Linked DNA regions of Homo sapiens: region 2 is linked to region 1. Evidence: chromatin contacts called from ENCODE Hi-C or POLR2A ChIA-PET data. All regions are on one chromosome and are shown on one strand. Each heading gives the region's core, a stretch centred on a gene start or an enhancer-like site at or near the end of the contact. The rest is flanking DNA. Distances are from core to core; before and after follow the strand shown.

Region 1 (2,739 bases), core at 154-2,653:
GGGCAGATGAAACTTAGAGAAGTGATGGATATGTTTATGGTCCTGATGGTGATGATGGTTTCATGGGTGTATGCTTATCTTCAGACTCATTGAGATGTATACATTGAATATATGCAGCTTTTTACATGCCAATCATACTGCAATAAAGTGGTTGAAAAAAATAAAAATAAAAATGAGAAATTCATGGAAAAAAATTTATCCTAAAGAATTTTACCATCTTTTGCCTTTATGGATGGTATATTTTTCTTTCTGTAAAAAGCACTTCTGAAGTGTCAAAGAAAATACAACACTATTCAAGAAAATCTAATAAACTTAAAAAATTGCTTTCACTTCTCTCACTTCGCAAAATTATTTTTTGTGCTCCAGTTTTTTTTTATTGTTTTTTGGTTTTTTTATATCTTCTTTGTTTAAAAAATAAATTTATGCTTTTATTGTAGATGCAGGGGATAAATGTGCAGGTTTGTTACATGGTATATTGCACCCAGGTAGTGAGCATAGTATCCAATAGGTAGTTTTTCAATCCATGTTGTCCTTCCTCCCTCCTCTAGTTGTCTACAGTGTGTAGTGTTCCCATGTTTATGTCCATGTGTGCTCAGTATTTAGCTCCCACTTATAAGTGAGAACATGCAATATTTGGTTTTCTATTCTGATGTTAATTCACTTAGGATTATGGCCTCCAGCTCCATCCATTTTGCTGCAAAGAACATAGTTTCATTCTTTTTCACGGTTGCATAGTATTTCATGGTGTATGTGTACCACATTTTCTTTATCCAACTCACCAATGATGGGTAGCTAGGTTAATTCCATGACTTTACTATTGTGAATAGCATGGTGATAAACAGGTAAGTGCATGTGTCTTTTTGGTATAAGGATCTATTTTTCTCTGGGTATATACCCAGTAATGGGATTGCTGGCATACATGGTAGCTATGTTTTTAAGTTATTTGAGAAATCTCTAAACAGCTTTCTACAGTGGCTGAACTAATTTACATTCCTATCAACAGTGTATAAGCATTCCCTTTTATCTGAAGCCTTGCGAGCATCTGTTGTTTTTTGACTTTTTAATAATAGCTATTCTGACTGGTGTGAGATGGTATCTAACTGTGGTTTTGACTTATATTTCTTTTATGCTTAGTGATGATGAGCATTTTTTCAGTTTGACACTTGTATGTCTTCTTTTGAGAAGTTTCTGTTCATGTCTTTTGCCTATTTTTTAATGGAGTTATTTGTTTTTGCCTGTTGATTTAAGTTTTTTTTTTTAATAGATTCTGGATATGAGACCTTTGTTGTATGCAGAGTTTTTGAATATTTTCTCCCATTCTGTAGGTTGTCTGTTTACTCTGTTGATAGTTTCTTTTTGCTTTTTTTTTTTGTGTGGCGGCAAGATTTATTAAAGCGAAAGCGAAAGTAAAACGAAAGAGAAAGTAAAGCTTCCACACGGTGGAAGGGGACCTGGAAGGGTTGCCGTTTCTGGCTTGGGTGTCTTATGCTTATATTCCCTTATGACTCTTCCCCTTTTCCTTTTTCTGTCCTATAGGATTAGCTTATTTTCTAGTCTGTTGATAGTTTCTTTCGCTGTGCAGAAGCGCTTTAGTTTAACTAGGTACCATTTGTCAATTTTCTTTTGTTCTTGCAATTGCCCTTGGGGACTTAGCCAAAAATTCTTTGCCAAGGCTGATGTTGAGAAGAGCACTTCCTAGGTTTTCTTCTAGAATTTTTATAGTTTGATGTCTTACATTTAAATCTGTAATCCATCTTGAGTTAATTATTATTATTATTTTTTTATTATACTTTAAGTTTTAGGGTACATGTGCACATTGTGCAGGTTAGTTACATATGTATACATGTGCCATGCTGGTGCGCTGCACCCACTAACTCGTCATCTAGCATTAGGTATATCTCCCAATGCTATCCCTCCCCCCCCCCCCCACCCCACAACAGTACCCAGAGTGTGATATTCCCCTTCCTGTGTCCATGTGATCTCATTGTTCAATTCCCACCTATGAGTGAGAATATGCGGTGTTTGGTTTTTTGTTCTTGCGATAGTTTACTGAGAATGATGATTTCCAATTTCATCCATGTCCCTACAAAGGACATGAACTCATCATTTTTTATGGCCGCATAGTATTCCATGGTGTATATGTGCCACATTTTCTTAATCCAGTCTATCATTGTTGGACATTTGGGTTGGTTCCAAGTCTTTGCTATTGTGAATAATGCCACAATAAACATACGTGTGCATGTGTCTTTATAGCAGCATGATTTATAGTCCTTTGGGTATATACCCAGTAATGGGATGGCTGGGTCAAATGGTATTTCTAGTTCTAGATCCCTGAGGAATCACCACACTGACTTCCACAATGGTTGAACTAGTTTACAGTCCCACCAACAGTGTAAAAGTGTTCCTATTTCTCCACATCCTCTCCAGCACCTGTTGTTTCCTGACTTTTTAATGATTGCCATTCTAACTGGTGTGAGATGGTATCTCATTGTGGTTTTGATTTGCATTTCTCTGATGGCCAGTGATGATGAGCATTTTTTCATGTGTTTTTTGGCTGCATAAATGTCTTCTTTTGAGAAGTGTTTGTTCATGTCCTTCGCCCACTTTTTGATGGGGTTGTTTGTTTTTTTCTTGTAAATTTGTTTGAGTTCATTGTAGATTCTGGATATTAGGCCTTTGTCAGATGAGTAGGTTGCAAAAATTTTCTCCCATTTTGTAGGTTGCCTGTTCACTCTGATG
Region 2 (2,739 bases), core at 61-2,560, 190 kb after region 1:
ATACACACATATGTATGTGTGTGTATGTAGATGCATAATTTATAAACATGATTCTGAGCTTTCTATTGTTCTCGTTGTTAATCTCTAAATTAACACTACTGTGTTTTTTATTATCACAGCTTTATCTTATGTCTTAATATTTGATAGGGGAAACATTTACTCTTGGTTTTTCTTTTCCTAACTTGTTTTAGCTATCTGTGAATGTCTTTGTGTCATATAAATTTAAAAATTGTATTAGAAAGTTTTGCCCAAAAACTCTGTGGAAATTTTAACTGGAATTGCATTGAATAGTAGATTGATTTGGGGAAAACTGATATCCTTACAATGTTTGTCATCTGGTTCGTAAATATTTGCATCTTTTTTGTCCTTTAATAGAGCCAAATATTTCTTTTATATTAAAGCAATATAAATATATTATGAAGCAGAATGCAAAATCATCACAAATTTTAAGATAAATAATGGAACTTCAAGGGACTGTTACACTTCCAGTGTATTATAACTCCTTGCTACCAAGGCTTTCTTTTCTTTAGGAGAGATCTCTCTCCTCTGCCCTTGAGACTTGGCTGGACAAGTTTTGCCCTTATACATCATCCTGCAAGCAAACTCTCTCCTGAGTGGTTAAGTAGGTGGCTACTGGAGTCAGATCAGTTGTATTCAAATCCCTAATCAACTATTTATTAGCTGTGTAACCCTGGACAAATGCTTTAACCTTCCCAAATTCTTAGTTTTGTCAGTAGCAAAATACAGAATCAAGTAAGATAATGTGTGCCAAACGTTTAGCAGAGTGCTGGAGATGGAATAAGTGCTCAGCAAATGTTAGTGACTATTATAAGCAATTTTAAGCTATACTTGTTATGCTCTAACACATGGGCATGTGACTGTACCTGTCAATAAAAAAACAGAGAAGAAATATTTGCCCTATCAAACATTAAATGAGGTTTCTGAGGCAACTGCAGTCTAAAGCTATTCCTTGTTCTCTTCAAAATGCATAACTATTAAAAAAATCAAATGTGTGAGGTTAATCTCAATAAGCAAAAAACTAAAACAGACTACAAAAGAGTAAAGTTGAGGCATCTGGTAGGAGAGAAGCTTATACAATATTAAGTTTTTAATAGAAAAGAGATAAAAAGCTTTGCAATGGGAATTGTGAATGATTTTGTGGCCTAAGTTATAATATCCAGAATGAAAGTAGAGGCCAAGAGGCTAAGAGAGAAATCCTATAGTTATTACTTAGCAGAGTTTTCACTACTCTTGGCTTGGGGCAAGGGCAGAAGCAACAGGAAGGAAGGGTTGAAGGGTGTTTTATTATAAAGTTAAGCTGCAGTTGGGCAGGAAACCACAATGTCGAAGACATTCTCTTGAAGGAACTGTTAAGGTAACACCAAGAGCAAGTGATAATACTGAAGTCAGTGAAAGGGACTGCCAATGCAGGAGCTACTTCTTGAATTACCTAAAAAGTTGATGTACCACTCCCATTAGGGGGGATCAGGGTCCACAGATATCAGACTTTTAGGATAAATCAACTTTACTGCCACTGGAACTTTGAATAAACATCCAGGGTTAAATAAATTACTAATCAGTAGTAGTTGAAAGAAGAGGAAGACAGTCTATGCCTGGGGAAGTTTCATTTTAATTTTGAAATCAACAGTTATTTTTTAAAACTGTTACAATGTAAGGGCAGGTAATTTGTGTCAAATGGCTGTTTATAAAACTCTTAATGAAATCATATTTTTATCAAAAATGTATAATTATGATGGGTTCTAACAATGTATTATTTATTATTTCTTTCTCTTATCCATACCAGAAAACAGTTTAACTGCAGATCAAATTGCTAATACGATTAGTGCCTAGTGGAAATAATGAAATTGAAAATGTAAAGAATCAGGAGTACATAACCAGTTTCTAGGGGCATGCATTTATGAATTCAAATTATTAAGAAAATAGCATATATATATATATAGTTGATACACTGGATATTATACTAAGTGTTAAACTTTCCACTGAATCATTCCCATTAGTGTACAAACTTGTTATTTTTTCTCTCATGTAAAAATCAAAATAAACAAACAAAACACCATCTCTTGACTACACTTCCACTTCAGCTGTAGTTCTTTTTCTCTGCAAGCTTCTTTTTCTCTCCAAGCCTCTATAGTGATGCTTATGAGACAACTGTCGTCTAAAATTATTCTCTTTAAAGAGTTGTCATTAATTCTTCTCCCAGGCCTTCTCAACCCTTCTTCAAAAGTTTCTGCTCTTACCAATCCACTGACGCTTTTCCCCTTATAGTCATTCTGTGACAGCCATGCTGTTAAATCCAACTATTTTTAAGTTCTAATTTCTGACTTATTTACAGCATTTGGCAAAGTTGCTCACTCTATTCCTGCAAACATCCTCCTGCCTTGATTTCCAGGATACCACACAAGATTGGGTTTCCTCATATCTTTCTGACTTCTTCCCAGTTTTCCTTGCTGGTTCCTCCTCATCTTCCCAATCTGTGTCCAAGGCTCAGTCCTTGAACATTTTATATTTTGATCAACTCTACCTACATGCTTTGCCCATTATCAAGGCTTTAAGTGCCACATATAAGCTAATGACTCCAAAATTAGTATTTCCAGCTTAGACACGTCCTCTGGATTCCTGACCTAGCTATCTGACTACTTGACATTTTCATATGGATGTCTACTAAGCACCTAAACTTAACATGACCAAAACAGAGCCCCTAATATTCTCCCGAAAACC

Evidence for each region. A loop is a pair of places that touch in the nucleus more often than their neighbours do. ChIA-PET counts read pairs that join two places held with the same protein, here RNA polymerase II (POLR2A). Pooled maps may share reads with other maps.
Region 2: a loop to region 1 is called in a pooled map, with 4 times the contacts of the local background. The contact joins two enhancer-like sites. A Hi-C loop is called at or near these places in 3 of 168 maps with a recorded cell type or tissue (CD4-positive, alpha-beta memory T cell, mammary epithelial cell and naive thymus-derived CD4-positive, alpha-beta T cell), 1 of 37 single-sample maps with no recorded cell type and 10 of 50 pooled maps. POLR2A ChIA-PET finds 5 or more read pairs at or near these places in 2 of 52 experiments (CD4-positive, alpha-beta memory T cell and activated CD4-positive, alpha-beta memory T cell).

The regions. Positions count from the first base shown.
Region 1 is chr1:168,347,093-168,349,831 of GRCh38, forward strand. No RefSeq gene overlaps it. Among named protein-coding and RNA genes, the nearest start is that of MIR557, 27 kb to the right of the region's middle. Within about 2 kb of position 1,404, at least 5 of the 41 ENCODE cell types and tissues checked have a DNase peak (open chromatin) inside an H3K27ac peak, as active enhancers do.
Region 2 is chr1:168,534,406-168,537,144 of GRCh38, forward strand. No RefSeq gene overlaps it. Among named protein-coding and RNA genes, the nearest start is that of XCL2, 8.2 kb to the right of the region's middle. Within about 2 kb of position 1,311, at least 3 of the 41 ENCODE cell types and tissues checked have a DNase peak (open chromatin) inside an H3K27ac peak, as active enhancers do.